Linked DNA regions of Homo sapiens: regions 1 and 2 are each linked to region 3. A link is an interaction called in ENCODE POLR2A ChIA-PET data of the cell type or tissue named here. Cell type or tissue: CD4-positive, alpha-beta T cell. All regions are shown on one strand. Each heading gives the region's core, and the rest is flanking DNA. Links, peaks and the distances in the headings are about the cores only.

Region 1 (10,504 bases), core at 4,958-9,957, 150 kb after region 3:
AACTAGACACCCTAGAAAAACTGATAGATTTTAATGCTTTTTTTTTCAAAGTTCAATTCACCAAAAGATGCCAAATGTAAATAACAACAAATGAGGAGAAATATCTTCAACACATTGGATAAAGGGTCAGTATCTTTAAAATAGTGTATATTAACTCTTACAAACTAATAAGAAAAAATTAATCCTCCAAGAGAGGAATAGGCAAAGAGTATGACAAGGCAATTCACAAAAGAAGAACTATAAATGACCTATAAAGTTGTGAAATAATGTTAGTACTCCCAAAGATGAGGGAATGCAAACTGAATTTACAAATCTCGTTTTCAGAATCACAGAGCTTGGATTGCAATCATTATCAAGTTAAAGTATATGACTCAGGGAATGTTAATTAACCCCCTCAATTTCTAATGTTACATTCAACAGTACTTTAAACCCTAATGAAATTTCTGTGTAGATTAAATAAAATATGCATGTAATGTGCTTAGTACATTAACTACCAGAATGTCAGTACCCATATGTAGCATCAATATTATTATTATCGTTATTCATTTTTTTGAGACAGAGTCTCACTCTGTTGCCCAAACTGGACTGCAGTAGTGTGATATTAGCTCACTGAAAACTCCACCTACCAGGCTCTACAGATTCTCCTGCTTCAGCATTCAAGTAGCTGGGATTACATGTGTGCGCCACTATAGCCAGCTAATTTTTTGTATTTTTAGTAGAGACAGGGTTTCACCATGTTGGCTAAGCTGGTCGCAATCTCCCGGCCTAAGTGATCCTAACGACTGGACTGCCCAAATGCTGGGATTACAGGCATGAACCACCGGGCCTGGCCAGTATTATTATTACTAATACAGTAATTATTGTATAAAAATTCCTGATAGATCAATGATGCCATCATTAAATAATGAATGCATAAAAACATTCAAATAAATGATATGGACGTCTTTATGCATACTTATGAAGTATGTGCACCTTTAGAAGTAAGACACACAGTCCAGACACAGGAAAATATAAGATTGATTAAAATATATAGAAACTGAATATCAGAAAGAAAATATAAATATGGCATTGAAATAGAAACAATACATACTCCGCTATGACAAACAGTGAAAAAACTCAAGTGAACTGCCAAAAATATTGTTACCTATAGTGTCAGGGAGAAAAGAAGAATGAGAAGTCTACAATGGAAGCTAAAATCTTCAAATGCATCATCTTTTATAATTTTGACTTCACTTCCATGTAAATGTTTTATATATACAAAACAGATATGAAACAAAACAAAGTAATACAACAAATTTCCAAAATGTAAAAAAGAAAACTGAACAATTAAAGTAGCTATATCAATGTTGACATGAACACATAGAGAAAAATTATTTCAAATGATTTTGTGGAAAAAGTATTCTGATTATGTACCCAAAAAGGAAAGCAAGAGAAAAGCAAAGAAGGAAGGAAGGAAAACGAAGGAGAATGGATGGAAGGAAAGAAGAGAGGAAGGGAGGGAAGGAGAGAGGGAGAGAGGGAGGGAAGGACGGAGGGAGCGATGGAGCGAGGGAGGAAGGGAGAGAGAAAAATAATAAAAGCAAGCAAAGAATTAAGAAAAAAGAGAGAGAGAATAAAAGGGAGGGCAGAGGGAGAGAATGTTCAACTGCATACCTAGGCCTGGTGTTTCAGTGGTCATTATAGTATTGCTTATATTGTTATAGACATAAGGAATAAGCACCAGTCTCAGCTGCGGTTTCTGGATCATGATGGGATACACAATTTAGTATAAATTCCCTTCCCATTTGTTGTCCAAAATATCTTGCTTTACAGCTGGACCCTAGGGGTACCCATTTGTCCTAGGAAGCAGAGTGAGTGGGCCTCCCCCATGTCCTAGGAGAGCTAAGAGAACCTTGCTCTCAGCCAGGCTGCTTCTCTGAGGCTTAGCTGAGATGGCGGCTTGGTCTTCAGGAAAGTCCTGGGGGAGGGTGGGGAACAGGGTGCAGCTGCTGCCAGGGGAGTGTAATATTGCAGGGGAGATCAGGAGTTAAGCAATGTTTCTCTTGTTCAGCACACGGTAAATTTGGTGGCAGGAAATGAGAGGGGGCGGCTCTATCTTGTGTACCAGAAGCAGCCACAAGGCAGATTTTCAGTGTGGTGTAGGGCGGATCTGAATCACTGTGCCCGTCCCAGGTGGCACAGTAATAGACCCCAAAGTCATTTTCAATTAGATTTCGCAGTATCAATCTCAAGTTGTTCCTTGTGCTTGCGTAAGTATAATACTTCCCTGGACTGACTCCTGATTCCAACACAACCTTGGAGTTGTAGGAGTCATAGTACTGAAGACGCTGTGGGGCCTTCCCCTCCTGGTGTAGGTACCAGTGGATGTAGCCGTTACTTCCTTCAGCAAGATCACAAGTGATTTCAGCAGATGACCCAGTCTGCCTGATGACTGACTTCGTTCTCCCTTCCAAGTTGGAAGATTTCTGACTGGCTGCAATGGGAACAACACAAAATATAATGAGGAATTCCTTAGTATGGTACTCCTTGCAAAAGAAGAAAATAAAACAAAACCCGTGATCCTCTCTGTAGGCAGCGCACTCACCAGGAGACAGGAAAGCTAGAAGCACCGCTAGGGCCCACTGCATGCCTTCCTCTCTGGGGCCTTGGAAGGAAAGGGACCAGATGAAGAGGAGCAGAAGATCCTCTTAAAACTCAGGTTCCACTCAACAAGGAAGTGATCCCTAGCACAGAAGACAGTAGGAGGAGGTGGTCTTCCTGAGACACAAGCAGAGGGAAGTGACTGAGGATCTGTCTAAGAGGACTCCCAAGCCTTCCTCCCTCCCAGAAGGGTTGGTGCCTGGGAGGACCTGCAGAGGAGCCCCTGCCTCTCTGCTCAGGTCCGTTCTCCGGCGCCCTCTTGTGGCAGCTGAGAGCAGGCCCTCTGCAGAAGAGAGCCAGGGGCAAGGAGAGCTCAGGCCTGCAGCAGAGGGAGTGCAGAGGTGGGGGAAGCAGACCCTGGAGTCAGCAGGCCCAGCCCTAGGAGGGGGCAGTCCCACAGCAGGCTCACACCCTGCCCTTCAGAGTTGCAGCAGCTAATGCTGATGCCAGGACCTTGTCCTGCCAGGAAGTCTCTGATTAGGGAACTGAACCACCTTCCTTTTGGCATCTGCGAGGACACTTGGAGGCACCACGCAAAGCATATGTTTATTGTGGCACTATTCACGATAGCAGAGACTTGGAACCAACCCAAATGTCCATCAATGATAGACTGGATTAAGAAAATGTGGCACATATACACCATGGAATACTATGCGGCCATAAAAAGGGATGCGTTCATGTCCTTTGTAAGGACATGGATGAAGCTGGAAACCATCATTCCGAGCAAACTATTCCAAGGACAGAAATCCAAACAGTGCATGTTCTCACTCGTAGGTGGGAATTGAACAAGGAGAACACTTGGACACAGAGTGGGGGAACATCACACACTGGGGCCTGTAGTGGGGTGGGGGGAGGGGGGAGGGATAGCATTAAGAGATATACCTAATGTAGATGACAAGTTGATGGGTGCAACAAACCAACATGGCACATGTATACATATGTAACAAACCTGCACGTTGTGCATATGTACCCTAGCACTTAAAGTATAATAAATATAAATAAATAAATAAATAATAAAAATGAAAGGACTGAGGATCATGTGTGTTGGTGGGTCTTGGACTCTGCTCTAAGATAAATGGGTGTATGTGGGGTGTGTGTGTGTGTGTGTGTTTGTGTGTGTGTGATCCTGTGGGTGTGATCTCTTTATTAGAGGATTTTTGTTCACTGAAGTAGGAGTGTGAGGTTTTTTTGTTTTTTTTTTCTAAGTAGTTCAGGGTGCCATGTCATGCAATATTTGGAACATACTTAAACTAAAAACTTGTTGTTTATCTGAACTTCCAAATTGTTTGGTATTGTATATTTTATTTGTCAGCCCTACCCTCAGAAAGGGGACTGAGATCTGCAGTACACCTGGATTCACAGATGGAAATATAGGGGACAAAAGTAGTACAGTAATATAATTGTGAAAATTCAGTAAGGCATACACAGATTACCACCACCTGTGTCAGAAGTATATAGAGACACATGTTTGAAAGATGCATAATGAGATGTAGAACAATGTCTCTCTTAATTGTGTTGTTGGCCTAGCTCACAGAGTTCAGTTTTTGCTGTCATCACAGCTGGGAATGAGAAAGGGAGGGGGCTCCGGTTGGTCTCCCTCTGCCTCTGGACCATATGTGCAGGACATGAGGCTTCCACAGGAACAGCTCTGAAAGCTGAATTCTCAGGTCCTTGTGAAGGAGGGAAGCTTGCCTGCCTTGGAGCGTGAAAAAGTCTTGCTGGACAGAAGTCTCACGGTTTAAAAATGGGAAGGGAGAGGATTGAGATCACACTAGCATGCACAGAAAATTCTTAAAACAAAAAGATAATGAGAGAAACTTCATCAGAATGTGAAAAGAACTATAAAGCTACAGTGCTGAAGAGAAGGCAATACTGGCACTAGAATGACAAGATTCATGGAACACAGTGGAAAATCCAGAAAGAAAGCTGCATGTATGTAATATTTTATCATGTGATAAAGTGATATGTTAATATCCACAAGGAAATAGTCAATTATTTCATAAGTTCTCTTTTGGATATTGACTTACCATATGGAAACAAATATTGCTGCATTTCTACCTTACCAGTTACAAATAGTGATTTAGTTGTAATAAAAAGAAAATCATTAGACTTAAATGATGATGAATTGCATAGAAATTCTAGGTGAGATTGGCCTTTCTAAACCTGACATCAAAGTAGACACCATAGAAAAATTGATAGATTTTGTTTTTTTCAAAGTTCAATTCTCCAAAAGGTGCCAAATGTAAATAATAACAAATGAGGAGAAATATCTTCAACACATTGGATAAAGGGTCAGTATCTCTAAAATGGTGTATATTAATTCTTACGAACCAATAAGAAAAAACTAATCCTCCAATAGAAGAATAGGAAAAGAGTGTACAAGGCAATTCTCAAAAGAAGAAATATAAATGAACTGTAAAGTTGTAAAATGATGCTAGTACTCCTACGATGGGGGAATGCAAACCGAATTAACAAATCTCATTTTCTGAACCACAGAGCTTGGATTGCAATCATTATCAAATTAAAGTATATGACTTAGGGAATGTTAATTAACCCCCCAATTTCTAATGTTACATTCAACAGTACTTTAAATCCTTAATGAAGTTTCTGTGTAGATTAAATACAATATGCATGCAATGTGCTTAGTACATTAACTACCAGAATGTCAGTACCCATATTTACCATCAATATTATTATTATTATTAGTCTTTTTGAGACAGAGTCTCACTGTGTTGCCCAAACTGGACTGCAGTAGTGTGATATTAGCTCACTGAAAACTCCACCTTCTAGGCTCAAGAGATTCTCCTGCTTCAGCATCCAAGTAGCTGGGATTACATGTGTGCACCGCCACAGCCAGCTAATTTTTTGTATTTTTAGTAGAGACAGGGTTTCACCATGTTGGCTAAGCTGGTCGCAATCTCCCGGCCTAAGTATTCCTAACGACTGTACTACTCAAATGCTGGGATTACAGGCATGAGCCACCGGGCCTGGCCAGTATTATTATTACTAATACAGTAATTATTGTATAAAAATTCCTGATAGATCAATGATGCCATCATTAAATAATCAACACATAAAAACATTCAAATAAATGATATGGACGTCTTTATGCATACTTATGAAGTATGTGCACCTTTAGAAGTAAGACACACAATCCAGACACGGGAAAATATAAGATTGATTAAAATGTATAAAAACCAAATATAGGAACAAAAATATAAATATGGCATTGAAATAGAATTGATACATACTGCGCTATGACAGAGTGAAAAAGTTCAAGAAAACGGATAAAAATATTGTTACCTATAGTGTCAGGGAGAAAAGAGGAATGAGAAGTCTACAATGGAAGCTAAAATCTTCAAATGTGTCATCTTTTATAATTTTGACTTCAGTTCCAACTAAATGTTTTACGTATACAAAACAAATATGAAACAAAACAAAATAATACACAAATTTCCAAAATATAAAAATGAAACTGAACAATTAAAGCAGCTATATCAATGTTGGCATGAACAAATAGAGAAAAACTATTTCAAATGATTTTGTGGAAAAAGTATTGTGATTATGTACACAAAAAGGAGAGAAAGAGAGAAAAGCAAGGAAGGAAGGAAGGAAAGAAAGGAAGGAGGGTGGGGTGATGGAAGGAAAGGAGGAAGGGAGGGAGGGAGAGAAAATGATAAAAGCAAGCATGGAAGTAAGAAAGGAGAGCGAGAATAAAAGGGAGGGCAGAGAGAGAGAATGTTCAACTGCATATATTGGCCTAGTGTTTTAGTGGTCATTATAGTATTGCTTATATTGTTATAGACATAAGGAATAAGCACCACTCTCAGCTGCGATCTCTGGACCATTATTGGATGTATGATTCAGTATGAATACCCTTCCCATTTTTGTCCAAAATGTCTTGCTTCACAGCTGGACCCTAGCTGTACCTGTCTGTCCTAGGAAGCAGAGTGAGTGGGCCTTCCCCATGTTCTAGGAGAGCTGAGAGAAACTTGCTCTCAGCCAGGCTGCTTAGCTGAGGCTTGGAGGTGGCAGCTTGGTCTTCAGGAAAGTCCTGGGGGAGGGTGGGGAACAGGGTGCAGCTGCTGCCAGGGGAGTGTGATATTGCAGGGGAGATCAGGAGTTAAGCTGTGTTTCTCTTTGTACAGAATACAGTAAATTCAGGGCAGGAAATGAGAGTTGGCTGGTCTATCTTGTGTACCAGAAGCAACCACAGGCAGATTTTCAGTGTCTGAATCACTGTGCCTGTCCCAGGTGGCACAGTAATAGAACCCAGAATCATTTTTAATTAGATTTTGCAGTCTCAAATTCCAATTGCTCCTTGTGCTTCCAGTGTCATACTTTCCTGGAGTGATTCCTGATTCCAGCACAACCCTGGAGTAGTAGGGTTCATAGTACAGAAGACACTGTGGGGCCTTCCCCTCCTGGTGCAGGTACCAGTGGATGTATAAGGTACTTGCTCCAGGAAGATCACAGGTGATTTCAGCAGATGACCCAGTCAGCCTGGTGACTGACTTCGTTCTCCCTTCCAAGTTGGAAGATATCTGACTGGCTGCAATGGGAACAACACAAAATATAATGAGGCATTTCTTAGTATGTCGCTCCTTGCAAAAGAAGAAAATAACAAAACAAAACAAAACCCGTGATCCTCTCTGTAGGCAGCGCACTCACCAGGAGACAGGAAAGCTAGAAGCACCGCTAGGGCCCACCGCATGCCTTCCTCTCTGGGGCCTTGGAAGGAAAGGGACCAGATGAAGAGGAGCAGAAGATCCTCTTAAAACTCAGGCCCCACTCAACAAGGAAGTGATCCCTAGCACAGAAGACAGTAAGAGGAGCTGGTCTTCCTGAGTCACAGGCAGGGAGAAGTGACTGAGGATGTGTCTTAGGGGACTCCCAAGCCTTCCTCCCAGAAGCGGTGGTTCCTGGGAGGACCTGCAGAGGAGCTCCTGCCTCTCTGCTCAGGCCCGTTCTCCATCGCCCTCTTGTGGCAGCTGAGAGCAGGCCCTCTTCAGGAGAGAGCCAGGGGCATGGATTGCTCAGGCCCACAGCAGAGGGAGTGCAGATGTGGGGGAAGCTGACCCTGGCGCTAGCTGGTCATGGCCCTTGGGAGAGGGCAGTCCCACAGCAGGCTCACATCCTGCACTTCAGAGTTTCAGCAGCCAACGCAGCTGCCAGAACCTGGTCCTGCCAGGAAGCTTCTGATTAGGGCCCTGAACCACCTTCCTTTTCACATTTGCAAGTCCACATTTGCAAGTCCACCCAGGGCCATTCTGAGAAGGCTTGAGCCTGCTTTATTAACAGGACTGAGGGTCAGGCATGTTGGTTTGCCTTGGACTCTACTCAAATAAAAACAACGGCAGTGGCTCTCACTAACCATCGGTAGGACATTTTAAGCACCAAAAGAATAACACCTACACAAATTCTTGAAAAACATAATATAGCAAAATAAAGTCTCCTCTGGAGGTTGCTAAGACACCATCTCATTCTGAAAACAGAAAAGAAAATAATCAAGCATTTACCTTGCCATTTCTGTACAAACATTTTAGAATACCACAGAGCTTAAGAATGAAAGTTCTTTTTTTTTTTCTTTAGATAGATAGAGTCTCGCTCTGTGTCTCAGACTGGAGTGCAGTGGCACAATCTCAGCTCACTGCAATCTCCACCTCCGGGGTTCAAGCAATTCTCCTGCCTCAGCCTCCCAAGTAGCTGGGATTACAGGCACGCGCCACCACACCTAGCTAATTTTTATATTTTTCATAGAGATGGGGTTTCACCATGTGGGCCAGGCTGGTCTTGAACTCCTGACCTCAAGTGATCCACCCACCTCGGCCTCCCAATGTGCTGGGATTACAGGTGTGAGCCACTGTGCCTGGCCGAATGAAAGTTCTTTTGTGGAAGTATTACAACCAATAAATTTAGGAGAAATGTTAAAATGAGAATATTAGCATTATGCAACCGTAATGATATGTTGAATTTAGACAACTACCATGAATTGCTTTATAGCTTTCACGTGCCCTGGCTCTATTTCTCTCTCTACTATTCTATTTCTCTATCTCCTGCATTGCTTTCTATCACTATGTCCTTCCATCTCCGTCTTTATGTCCATATTTCTTTTTTCTCTGTCCCGTTTTTGTTCCTCCCTTTACATTTTTCCTTCTATAGCTCCCTCTTACAGCTCTCAGTCTCCTCTATTTTGCTTTAGTGCTCCTGTTTCTTACTCTGTTCATATCTTTATGTTTCTGTCTCTCTATCTGCCTATCTCTATTCATCTCTTTTTCTATTTCTCTATTTGTATCTCTCCTATCTATTTACTTTCTACCTCCTTCTCTCCTCCTCTCTTTCCATTTCTTCCTGTGGTCACTATAGCTCCTTTAAAGTCTTTGTTATTCCAACACCTGTGTCGTGTCAGGATTAGCATCTGTTGTTTGGCTTTTCCGTTTGGAGATGCTAAGATTTTCCTCGTCCTCCACATGCGGAGTAATTTCGGATTAAATCCTGTACACTTTGAATATCATGTTATAGAGCTCTGGGCATTGTTTAAATATTACACAGAATGTGGAGGGGGTTTTTTTGTTAGCAGGCAACTGACGCAGTTAGGGATTACAACTTCCTACTGGTGTTTGGTGGGCAGTTCCAGTCAGTTCCGTTTTCCAGCCTTTGCAGTACTTGTCTTGTCAGACCTGTCCTGTGTGTGCGCCACCCAGTGGCCATTCTAGGACCTGGGCAGTGCCTACTCCTGCTTCGGTTTGCAAGGCCTTTGGCTTTGGAGCTGTTTAGGGTCACGTTTATGCATGCACAGCTAGTGGGTGAGCCCAGGAGTCCAGACATCATTGCATGATGTTTCTTGCTTAATCTTCTTTCTCTCTGCAAGCTCTGCAATACTTTCTAGTTCACAGGAAATGCCCCTCCAGTCGTCTGGCCAGACAGGTGTGGCTTTAGCACACTGCATTTCCCACCATTGTGTCTCCCTCCAGGGCCAAGTGGTGAGAGGATAGAGAACAAAAACCACCAGGATTCTCTCTCAGGGCCACAGCTTCCCTGGTCAGAGAGAAGGATCCCTTTCCTAAGAGCTTTAGGCTCCTGGCTCACCATAGCTGCTGCCACTGCCACTCAGATTGCCTGGGGGCTGCGAGAGAATGGAAAAGGACAAAAAACAGAAAACCAGGGCTCTCTGACCACAGAGAGTCCCCCTTTCTCTCTGTCCTCACCTGGTGTACAGTTCTGCATTTCAGATTATCTTTGTACATATACTCTGATTATCTGAGTACAGGCCAGGGGATAATTGAGGAAAAATAAATAAGAAACTTACTGGGAATTCATAGTGCTTCACTTTCCGATTTCCTTCTCCAGTTGACTTGCTATCATTTATTTTTCAAAGTCCTCAGATTCAGGGTTCATAGTTGCATTTGTGAGCCAGACAAGGCAGTGTGGGCTCACTGCAAATTTTCCAGAAGTGGAACTCATTCTTGATAAGTCAAAGCTCCTTCGATTAAGAGGCGCCGTTTATGCCCCCCGCCTTTTTTTTTTTTTAAATACAAGAAGAACTCATAGGGCTCCAGTTCTGAATTGAGGCTTCAAGTGGCCTGATGTGCTTCTGCTAGCTCTTTGCTTTCTGTCATTGTCATTAGAACAAATCCAGGCTAGCCTGTTGGAGGATGAAACCCTGTGTGTAGTGGAGCTGATTTATTCAGACCCAGGCACTTTGACCAGGCAGTCCCCCTCCCAGCTAACCCAGCAGCTGCCTGACATGTGGCCAAGCCCAGCCAAGATCAGATGAGCTTGGTTTAGATCAGCAGAACAGTCTAGCAAACCTACGCATTTGTAAGAATTTGTAGATGATTATTGTGCTAAGCCACTGAGTTTG
Region 2 (5,808 bases), core at 626-5,625, 160 kb after region 3:
ATTATACATGTATAAATACATTTATGTATATTTTTACAATATATAAATATGCATATTTCTTTGTTTTTTCTCTTTATATATATTTTTCTATCTCAATATTTACCATTATTTCTGTATATTTATCTCTATCTTCCTAACACTGCCGCACTCTGTGTGTCCACGTGTATGCTTCTGTCTCCACAGGTCTATCGTTCTCTCTCTCTCCCTATCTCTCCCCCTAACTCCAGTTCTCTCTTCTTGTATCTTTCCCTATTTCTCTGTCTCTCTCCATCACTGTCCCTGTCCCTGTCGCTATATTTATATCACAGTTTCTCTCTCTTCTCTGTTGTTTTCTCTCTCTCCATCTTCCCTCCCTCTCTCGCTGTCTCTCTGTCCCTTTGTCTCTCACCCTCTCTCTGTGTTTTGTATTTCTTTCTCTGTTTTCTCTCTCTCTCCCCCGCCATGATAGAGAACTATACCTCTCCACGTGTCTCTGTCTCTTGCTCTTTTTGCTTGTATGGCCACTGTCCTAGTCATTTTCTTTCCTTCTCACTTCCACTCTGCTCTCTGTCCCTCTTCAACTTTCTACTTTCTGTTGCCGTCACTGTCTCTATATCATGCCCTCTCCCTCTTCATATGAACACTCTGTCCCCTCTTGTGTCTCTCCTTTTGTCTCTATCAAGTCCTCCTTGCCAGTCTTCTGGGGTCCTGAGGGTGTGATCTGCTCACTATGGTGGGAGAGAGGTGCAAACTCACAGATGTAAATGTTCTTCTGCTTCTCCTCGTAATTGTACCTTTACATATCAAGAGGTCAGCATTATGATGATGATGATAGAAGAATTGTTTAAAAAAATAGCACTGCCTTGGGGAGAAAGTTCTAGTGCGCAGACAATTGCTTGTATTTCTATTTCAGTCTGCTGTGAGATGTTCCCTAGCAACACTATGGGAAACAATCTGCTTACCATGAATTATTAGAATTTCCTCACCTCTAAATGGTTGTCTGGGCTCTCTGTATCACTTTGTGACCGCAGTGACGCAGGTCAATAGTGTTTTCAATGAGCTTAAGGGGGCACACACCTCAGTATCAAGAGCACACAGCACAAGGCCTGGAACGTAGTAGGCATTTAATGTGTATCAATGAGGCTGGGCACGGTGGCTCATGCCTGTAATCCCGGCACTGTGGGAGGCCGAGGCAGGCAGATCAGTTAAGCCCAGGAGTTCCAGACCAGCCTGAGCAACATGGTGAAACCCAGTCTCCACAAAAAATACAAAAATTTAGCTGCACGTGATGGCACACGCCTGTAGTCCCAACTACTTGGGAGGCTGAGGTGGGAGGATCCCTTGAGTCTGGGAGGTCAAGTCTGTAGTGAGCTGTGATCGTGCCACCGCACTCCAGCCTGGGCAACAGAGTGAGACCCTGTATCAAATATATGTATATTTGGATGGGATAAATGATCAGGTGTGTAGTTTAGAAGGCTATTATAAGGGTGTCAATAAGGCTGAATTATATAACATATATTCTTTCCATAGAAAATTAAAAGGAAAAATGAAAAATTCTGCAAAGAACAGGGTTTGTATATGCTCAGTCTGGGCTGGGGCATAGATGGGAATGAGTAACTCATGCACATCATCACTGATCATCCCGGGCTAAAATAGGAGTGGACAATGGAGAAGATACGAAGCCAGAGTGGATGGATGAAGGGTCCCCAGTTTACGTTCCTGTGTCCTGTGCTGCTCACTGGCCGCTGCATGTTCCCAGAAGACAGCAGCATCTCCTGCCAGTGCTGTGGCCAGGCGGTGTCAGGCATCGTTTCCAGGGAAGTTAAGTGTGTCCCAGAAACCTCAGCCAAAGCTTCACTTCCTGCCTGCTCTTCTTACAGGCCCTGTGGCTGCCTGGTGCCCTGGGAATGGTCCGGTCATGGGCCTCAGCCCAGGATGAGCAGCCAACAATGCAATCCCACGAAGAGTGTGCGGAAGGGAGAGGTTACTTCTCAAGATGGAGCTGCCAAATAGGGACACTTTGGAGAGTCTGGCCTGAGAACTTTTAGTTTCAAGAATGTATTGCTTTGGAAAAGACAGAATAAAAGTCCAAGCACTGCCACTTAGAGGTTGTATGTCCTTGGGAAAGTCACTGTACTTGGCAATTATAACCTTTACCCTGGATACACCATTCATCTCCTGGGGCCAGGGGTTGTGCCACCTTGTTCATTTCTAAACTAAATGATATCTAAGCTAGTCTTTACCACAGTTTAATTCTTACAATAATACTCCAAAGGAGATATAATCAACCACATTTCACAGATGAGAGAGTTGGAATCTTAAAAAGGTTAAACTCTTCGAGGTCATTTGACGAATAAATAATGGAGCCTGGATTTCAACTGAAGTCTAACAAATTCCAAAATCCTGGCTACCGGCCATTTATATTCGTGTGTGTGTGTATATATATATATATAAATTATATAACATATATACATATATCATATGTATATATATTATATATATTTCTTTTTAAGTTATAAAGTATAAGAGACCATGAAGAAAATTTCAGAAAGATTTTAGAAACTCAAGGGTCACTCTCAGCTGCCAGTAAGAAAACAACCTAAGATACTGTTGAATAGTATTCATTCAGTTAATTATGGTGGACCTCAAAAAGTCATAGGAATTTCCTCTAGCACTGTTAAGTAAATAGTTAATGGCCTTTTATTAAAAGACTAATTTTTAAAGTCATAGCAGAAATTCTTGATCCATTAAATGATAGCAAATACCCTTTGAGTGTCAAACATTGTATATATTTATTCTTTTCTTGCAAGCAGAAAATAGGTGTTACTTATCCCCATTTTTCAGATGAAATTGAAGCTTACAGAGAGGTTAAATAACTCCTCGAGGTCACCTAGCTAATAAACAGCACACCAAGAATTTGAACCAAACAGACAAGTCTCCAGAGCCTGTACCATAAGGGAACTGCTTGGCTGTTTATGATTCAGGGATTAATTTCTGTCTTCATGAAGCTGCTGCATTTTGATACAAAATGTTATATTTCCGATTTGATTTCAACTCCCAGCTTCATGCTTTAAAAGAAGTAGTGTTTTGACTGCATTTAGTTATTTGTACAAACCTGTAGCACCCCCTCCTGGCCATTCGAGGTATACCATACATGTTATATTACCCCAATATTAGACCCCAACGAATGGCAAAGACTTCGTATAACGAATGGAAAGGTCCCCAAATGCAAGGCAGGTTCCAACTGCACACCTTATGTGCTTGATAGTTTTAGGCAAGAGACTCCTTCTTGCAGGGCTGTCATTTCCCCCGCCTCAAAATCAGAGGAGTGGGTGATGTTTTTGGTCTCTTCTAGTTCTAATTGTGATTCTGAATTGAATTGATAAACTGGATATTGAAGGAATAGGTGTGGTGAAATGAAAAATGGAAGCTTCTAGTTTTTATTTTGATCCAACAATAATGCATGTTATTTGCTTCCTCTTGACTCAACATTGCTCTAGGAAAAGCCTATTCTATATAGACTCCTTAACAAAAACATTGATTCCTAAAGGTCTTCTGAATGTTTGGATAGCCAATGGCTTTGCAGCCCAGCCTGGCCACTACATGAGGCCGATGACTTTAACAAACTTATTTCAGGCCAGTGTAAATGCAGTGTTCAAAAATCCCACCTAAGAAGGATGGGAACACGGAGGTTTGTGTAGGTAACATGCAGGTGTGTGCACATGTACCCAAGAATGCACACACACATACATGGACACAACTGCAATTGATACAAAAGGCTGAACTGTGCTGATTCTTACAGGTACTTGGTTCTGGCCCAGTCTGGAAAAAAAGAAAAGATCCTTAGTCTAAACATGCATACAAAATAGAATTCCCACCATGCTTTGATGTTATCTATTTATAATTTTCAATGTTTCAATGTTTTGTGGTCTTAAAAATTACAAGGATTATTATCAATAATCCTTGTACCTAATGTGCCTTGACTCTGAAGGACATGGTAACTGCCTGTGGTTTAGAAAATGTTTTGGCTAAAAGACAAGTTCTCCTCCCTCCTCTCATTTTTATATCACAGAGCTGCACGGGGGCTTGGATCAATGCCTGAATCCAGTGTTCCTGAGTGCAGAGCATCTTTGCTCTGGGTGAGCTTTGACCATCCTGGAGAAGAAGGCTGCTGCGGGGGTGGGACAAAGCCAAGACCAATGCCCAGCGGCCAAGGCCAGCCAGATGGCTCTGTGCTGGCAGCCAGTGTACACGGATTTTACCTGAAGGAAAATGTCACATTTTCCACAGACAACTGAAGAAAGAGAGCTCTTTGGATTACCCTAATTGTGATTTACTCATTGGAACCACTGTTTTGGATTGTCCAAAATTAAGTCTCAAAGCTTAAATATGAGGCTTCAGGGAGTTATCCTGAAATCAGTGCTTGGTATCTTCTTGTTTTTTGCTTGTTTTTTAAAACCTTAATTCTCATATTTTTCTGTCATATTTCTCAGTGCCTGGTACATTATCACCATTAATCCATGCCAGTTATGTACAGTTTTGCATGTTTGTTTTTTATTTTACTCTTTTCTCTCCTTCATTCCCTATTCCTGTTCCCCCATAGGTGCCCAGTCTAATGTATTTGATATCTGTCCTTAGAGCCTCCGTATCTGTGAAGACTAGAGTCATGCACTTCATCACATTTCAGTAACGATGGGCCGCATGTACCACAGTCCCATGAGATGATAGAGGTGCAGAAAAATTCCTGTCATCTAGTGACATCGTAGCCATCATAACATCACAACACGACTCTCATTTGTGGTGACCCTGGTGTACACAAACCTACTGTACTGCCAGTTGTATAAAAGTCTAGCACATCCAGCTACGCACAGTACATACTTGAAAATTATAATAAATGACCATGTTACTGGTTTATGTAATTACTATATTATACTTTTTAATCATTATTTTAGAGTGTACAACTTCTACTTGTAAAAAAAAAAAAAGTTAACTGTAAAACAGCCTCAGGCAGGCCCTTCAGTAGGAATTCCAGAAGAAGGCACTGTTGTCCTAGGAGATGACAGCTCCATGTGTGTTACTGCCCTGATGACCCTCCGTGGGTACAAGATGTGGAGCTGGACTACAGTGATATTGAAGATCTCGACCCTGTAGGCCTAGGCTAATGTGTGGCTGTGTCTTGATTTTTAGCAAAAATGTTTTAAAAGTGAAAATGTTAAAAATAGAAAACAGTTTATAGAATAAGGATATAAAGAAAATATTTTGTACAGCTGTATAATTTTTTTTTGTTTTTCTTTTCCTTTTTCTTTTTTTTTTTTGAGACGGAGTCTTGCTCTGTCGCCCAGCTGGAGTGCAGTGGTGTGATCTCGGCTCACTGCAACCTCTGCCTCCTGGGGTCAAGCGACTCTTCTGCCTCAGCCTCCTGAGTGGCTGGGACTACCGGCAAGTGCCACCATGCCTGGCTAATTTTTGTATTTTTTGTGGAGATTTTCACCATCTTGGCCAGGCTGGTCTTGAACTCCTGACCTGGTGATCCACCCGCCTTGGCCTCCCAAAGTGGTGGGGTTACAGGCGTGAACTACAGGGCCTGGCCTGTTTGTGTTTTAAGCTAAGTGTTGTTAGGAGTCAAAAAGTTAAAAAATAAAAGTTGCTAAAGTAAAAAAGTTACAGTCAGCAAAAGCTAATTTATTAATGAAGAAAGAAATGTATGTTTTGATCAATTTAGTGTAGCCTAAGTGTCCAGTGTTTATAGTCTACAGGAGTGTACAGGAACGTCCTAGGTCTTCACATCCTCTCACCACTCACTCATTGACTCACTCACCCAGAGTAGCT
Region 3 (5,000 bases), core at 1-5,000:
CATGTCCCCTTACTTGATTTTTTAAAAGTATTATGCTCCATAGTTTCATTTGTCGAATTTTGAGCTCGATAATACAAGATTTATTTTGACAGTAGCATTGGGAGAGGACAGAAAGTTGTATCAGGTTTGAGTCTAGTACTGTCCTTATTTCATTATCTATTCATGTTAAAAATATATTTAAATTGATAAAAGTGCAGAATCTTTAAATGCCAGGAGAAATAAAAATGAGAAACCACAGAGAATGTTTACACTTCTATCCTGTGTCATGCTAATGGCCATCATTGACGTTTGCCCGGATGTCGGGGAGTCTTGGCCTTCCAAGACCTAAGACAGTGGAGCGTGATCAGAAAGTAAGGTAGTCCTGGATAAAGGTGAATTGCCTTCTTTAAAAATATACTTTTGTATGATGGAAGACTTTATCTTAGAAGGGAAAAAATAATTTTCTTAACATTTTAATTTTCCCAACTATGAACTACAGAAGCCATTATTTTTCACTATACATTTATATCTGTTGAGTGAATGAATTCAGAGTTGAGGAATTGGAGAGTGCCATCTAGCCCTTTTCTATTAAAATTATGAGAGTTCTTTTCTTCGCACTTTAGCATTTCTGGGTTCTGAGAAGATAGGCAGGAAAGTTGGATAGGAAATCTTACCTTGTTTTATTTCCACACATAAACCTCTCCTTGTTTTTGCTTCTTACTCTCCTTTCTAGGTGAATGGAGGCATTGAGAACACATTAGAGAAGGAGGTGATGCAGTATGACTACTATTCTTCATATTTTGATATATTTGTAAGTATTTTTTATGTTTCATTTCAGATGTGATAAAACTGACCCAAAAGGCAGATTTCCTCTAAATAGACTTCAAATTCCATGCCCTTTTTTCCTCTTTTGAACACTGACCATATTTTCCTTTTCTTTTAATTCCCCACCCATTCAATGTTCTCTCTCTCTAAATAAGGAATTGTGTCATCATCTCAAGGAAATAAAAGATTAATGACAGATAAGGGAGGGCAACAGAAGGAGCCATTCCTATTTTCTTGTTGGAGAGCCTTTATTCTTTCAAATGGCTCAAATAGAACCCATTGACATATCTAGTCACTGAAAGGAAAATTCACCTATTTGTATAATAAGATGATGAAAATGACATCTTTTTTTTCTTGCCTTGTTTTTTCTTTCATAATGGGAGATTAATGTGAGACCTAATTTGCTATTACATTAAGTTGTAGAGCAGGGATTCCCAAATGCTGGTCTACAGACCAGTGCCAGTCCCTGGTAGTCTCCAGCTAAATCACAGTAATGAAGACAGTCTGGTGAGTTTTTCATAAAGCTGTGTCATTTTTGTATATATTTTTTAAAACATCCCTTTATTTTCTTACTTTCAGCTTCTGGCAGTTTTTCGATTTAAAGTGTTAATACTTGCATATGCTGTGTGCAGACTGCGCCATTGGTGGGCAATAGCGGTGAGTATGCCCTGCATGAGTGGGTCATCTCCTCCAGTGCTGGTGGCCAAGTCCTGCTCTCAACAGGCCTGGGCTGGGAGAAGATACAGTTCTAATGCAGGTGGAATCCCACCAGCTTTCCTGAGTCCCGTTTCCTCCATACTTAAGTAGGTTTAATACTCCAGGGCTTCTTTCCAATGTTAATGAGTAACTAGATTTGTCTCTTGGTGCTGAGCCAAATGAGGAATCTAGAAGCCCAACAGTGATTATTGGCCAAGCACCAAGCCACCCTCTACCTCATTTTGCAAATAAGAGATGAGAGGAGACCTCTGTCACAGAGATATTTGGAAAATGTCTTATTTGGTTGAAACTGCTTAGTGATTGTTTTCATGACATGGTCTGTACTTATTTAGGTAATTGCCTTACCCCCTCCTTTCTTCCCCACAACCCCCTGTCTTGGAGGGAAAAGCTCTCAGTCTCTCTGTTGTTGCCTTGGACTTCTCAAGGACAAGGACTTTTTTACTCCTCTGTTTCCTGGCATCTAGCACAGAGAGCTTTGGTATTCTTAATAAGTATTTAGAGATTGATAGAATTACTAGCAGTTCTGCCTGACAGATGTCTGAATATTTGCCTTTTGTAAAGCTTTAATAAGTCAGTTCTATGGGAAGAAAATGTGGAGCTCCTCAGACTAGAGAGAGCTGCTCAGAAATAACCTGCAGTTCTGCAATTAGAGGGTGAGAGCTCGGGTCTGGGTGGCCCAGGCCTGGGTTTCTCCAGCTGGGAATAGGACTTGTGCTGCCCTCCTGAGTCCACTAGGGGGCGATGTCTGTCTGGGCCATGTCTTCTGAGCATTCTCAGAATCACGGGGCAGCGGTCAGACCATCTGTTAATCCGGAAGCTCTCATTTCATGGATATAGGCTGACAGTCTTGGCCAGACTTGACTCCCTTTCCTGAATACTCTTTTGCTGATATCATCATAGCTTTTGATGATTGTACCCTCCCATTTTTCTGCATTTTCTACAACAGATCCCTTTGGGATGTTGTATTCCTGAGTCCCCATATGTATGCTAGTATTTGTCAGACTATCCCTCTCAATGTTTGTTTTAGAAAAGTGTTTGACATATAGATATTCAGTGAGAGCTGTAAGACAGTATCTTCAATATCTGCTTTCAGATTATCTGAAGAATAAGTCTAATTTAGCAAATCATTTTATTGCTTCTGATTCTTGTTTTAAAAAACATTTGCAGAGAAGAGTCTAGAAGCTGGAAGGAGGAGAAGTCAGCTGGTATTTAAAGAGTGCTTAGTGTGAGCCTGTAAAGTTAATTAGTGTCAGAATATAAAATGCTAAACTGCCTCCTCTCCCAAGCAGCTCTGTGTGTGTGTGTGTGTGTGTGTGTGAGTGTGTGTGTGTGTGTGTCTGCAACTTTGTTAATACTTATTGAGCAAGATACTTGGTGTTCCCTGTCCTCCTTCTGTCAGTCAAGCTACTATTGGTATTCATTTTGGTCAGGTTTCACCATGCTAAAAATATTAGTTGAAGGAACAGTGACAAGGCTCAGGTATTATGGTATCTCTGGACTTCACAACCCCTGGCGAGAGCCCTACCTATGCACTTTACCAGTCTCTTCATGTGCTTGTAGAGGCTTTGGAATTGTACCTTCTGGTGGATCAAACTTAGTTACCTAGCACACCAGCCTGCTGAAATGTGGGAGAATAAACCACACACAGTCATTTAGGGATTGTGTCACATGTAGAAGCCCATTTTGCCCCAGTGTGGGTCTAGGGGAGAGAGACTGAGTGATATGGGAAGGAGCCAGGCTAGGCACAGGTTTTTCAGGCCTTGCCTGCTCCTGGCTCAGACGGGTCTCTTGTGAAGAGGGAGGTACCTTCACAGTGTGAGATGCCTAGTGTGAACAGTGCTGGATTATGTGTCTTGCAGTTGACAACGGCAGTGACCAGTGCCTTTTTACTAGCAAAAGTGATCCTTTCGAAGGTATGGCCTACCACTTTTTCTATACAGTTACCATCTTCAGTGATGAAGCCTCGTTTTTCAGTGTGAGTTTGTGGTAACTGCATTTCCCTTTCCTGGTCGTATTTTCCAGCTTTTCTCTCAAGGGGCTTTTGGCTATGTGCTGCCCATCATTTCATTCATCCTTGCCTGGATTGAGACGTGGTTCCTGGATTTCAAAGTGTTACCTCAAGAAGCAGAAGAAGAAAACAGTAAGTTCCTCTCAAAGTCAGCCTCCTGAGGCGGACTGGATACCAAGCTGGGAGGAAGAGATGTGGTTTCTTGGTGTGAATGGGGCTGCAAATGGGTAGAGTTAGGCAGTGGTGGGGTCTTCATTCTTTAGTGGCTACAGCAGAAATCGAGAGAAGGGTTGGGTGGATGAAAGGGTAAGTAACAGAAAGCAGCTCCTCTCTCCAGCTATCAGGCCAGGCTTCCCCTGGAAGAAAATGTGAACACTGGTGAAAAGGGCATTCAAGCAATAACAAAAAATAGCCAGCACTTTTTTCTCCCCAGACAGGTTGTTCTTTTCTCCCTGTTAGCAATAGACAGGACAGTAAGCATTTTGTGCATGTAAACAGAACTGTGCTGTTTAGGGTCAGAGAAAATAAAACCAATTTTAAGTGAGTGGAAGCAACTATTCTAAATACAAGCCAGTGATTCTCCAAAGTCTCCCATTGTGATCCATACAGCAGTTGGTGGCTTCAGATGGGCCTCTGTTAGAACAGTTAAATGCCTAGGGCTGGGGACCATTGGTGGGTTTAGGATGAAGATTATTCACAGGAGGATGACAGCAAGCCAGAGCGACGCTCAGCCTTTCACCATCCTCTGAGTAGCTGAGTCATAGCTAACAAGGTGTACTCATGAATCCTGCCAAAGCTGCTATAATCTCATCATGGCTTTCAATATCCCAGAATATTCACTAGGAAGGCCAAATGATTGATTAAGCTTTATGGTAAATTACCAAGCTGAAATTCTTCTCCACATAATGTCCTTAATGGAAGCCCACATGCCCCACCCACCCATCTTAAAGGTGAAACGATCAAAGCTCATTTCAGACACCCATGCAGTTTCAAGACATGCTGTTTTTATGCCTCTGCTGGCCATCTGGCTCAATTTGCCCTGCCTCATAGGAAAAAAAAAGTATCTTATAGAAAGTTAAGCATGATTATAACTTCAAAAAACAGCAGGATGCAAAATAATCTTGCAAGTGGTTTTATTTTGGAAAATCTCATTTACATAGAAGAAATATATAAGAAAAGGATAATTCAAGAGTAGATTTTAAAAACCCATTAATCAGACTGAGTTGTACCTTCTATCCTGTGCCGTCTATTCCTTTGTGAAAGTGTATCTTGGAGAAGTTATAAGTAAAGCTAATGAAAGTCTTTTTTAATTGTATATAAATATAAAACTGAACTTTGTTGAAAACATATGAACTATTACTATGACTGAGGCTTGAATGGTTATAGGATTAAACCACATTCAAAGTGACTAATAAAGCAGAACACACAATTAATGAAAATTTTAAATTAGCACTTATTTTCATTGTCAGTA

The links. Peaks named below come from ENCODE experiments on the same cell type or tissue, not always from the same donor. Only the 100,000 strongest peaks of a DNase experiment are listed, where the experiment ranks them.
Region 1: POLR2A ChIA-PET joins it to region 3 with 11 read pairs; 7 of 35 experiments call an interaction of 5 or more read pairs at or near these places.
Region 2: POLR2A ChIA-PET joins it to region 3 with 12 read pairs; 7 of 35 experiments call an interaction of 5 or more read pairs at or near these places.

What each region holds. Positions count from the first base shown.
Region 1 is chr7:38,360,702-38,371,205 of GRCh38, forward strand. All of the region lies in intron 3 of TRG-AS1 (T cell receptor gamma locus antisense RNA 1), which reads left to right. It also overlaps TRG, TRGV2 and the pseudogene TRGV1. Among named protein-coding and RNA genes, the nearest start is that of TRG-AS1, 25 kb to the left of the region's middle. RefSeq lists enhancers at 2,253-2,302, 2,686-2,785, 7,380-7,469, 9,454-9,503. In CD4-positive, alpha-beta T cell, for the core only: CTCF peaks have their summits at 7,653 (motif pointing left), 7,853, 9,340 (motif pointing left) and 9,539; DNase peaks (open chromatin) are centred at 6,840, 7,600 and 9,320; H3K4me3 peaks cover 445 bases; H3K27ac peaks cover 2,567 bases.
Region 2 is chr7:38,371,506-38,377,313 of GRCh38, forward strand. It overlaps TRG-AS1 (T cell receptor gamma locus antisense RNA 1), which reads left to right. Exons shown (of 4, transcript NR_040085.2): 4 at 4,052-5,808. Among named protein-coding and RNA genes, the nearest start is that of TRG-AS1, 33 kb to the left of the region's middle. RefSeq lists a silencer at 2,983-3,277. In CD4-positive, alpha-beta T cell, for the core only: CTCF peaks have their summits at 3,089 (motif pointing left) and 3,289; a DNase peak (open chromatin) is centred at 3,106.
Region 3 is chr7:38,213,645-38,218,644 of GRCh38, forward strand. It overlaps STARD3NL (STARD3 N-terminal like), which reads left to right. Exons shown (of 9, transcript NM_032016.4): 3 at 713-790; 4 at 1,384-1,461; 5 at 3,381-3,434; 6 at 3,544-3,661. Among named protein-coding and RNA genes, the nearest start is that of STARD3NL, 38 kb to the left of the region's middle. In CD4-positive, alpha-beta T cell, for the core only: CTCF peaks have their summits at 2,273 (motif pointing right) and 2,473; a DNase peak (open chromatin) is centred at 2,277; H3K27ac peaks cover 1,644 bases.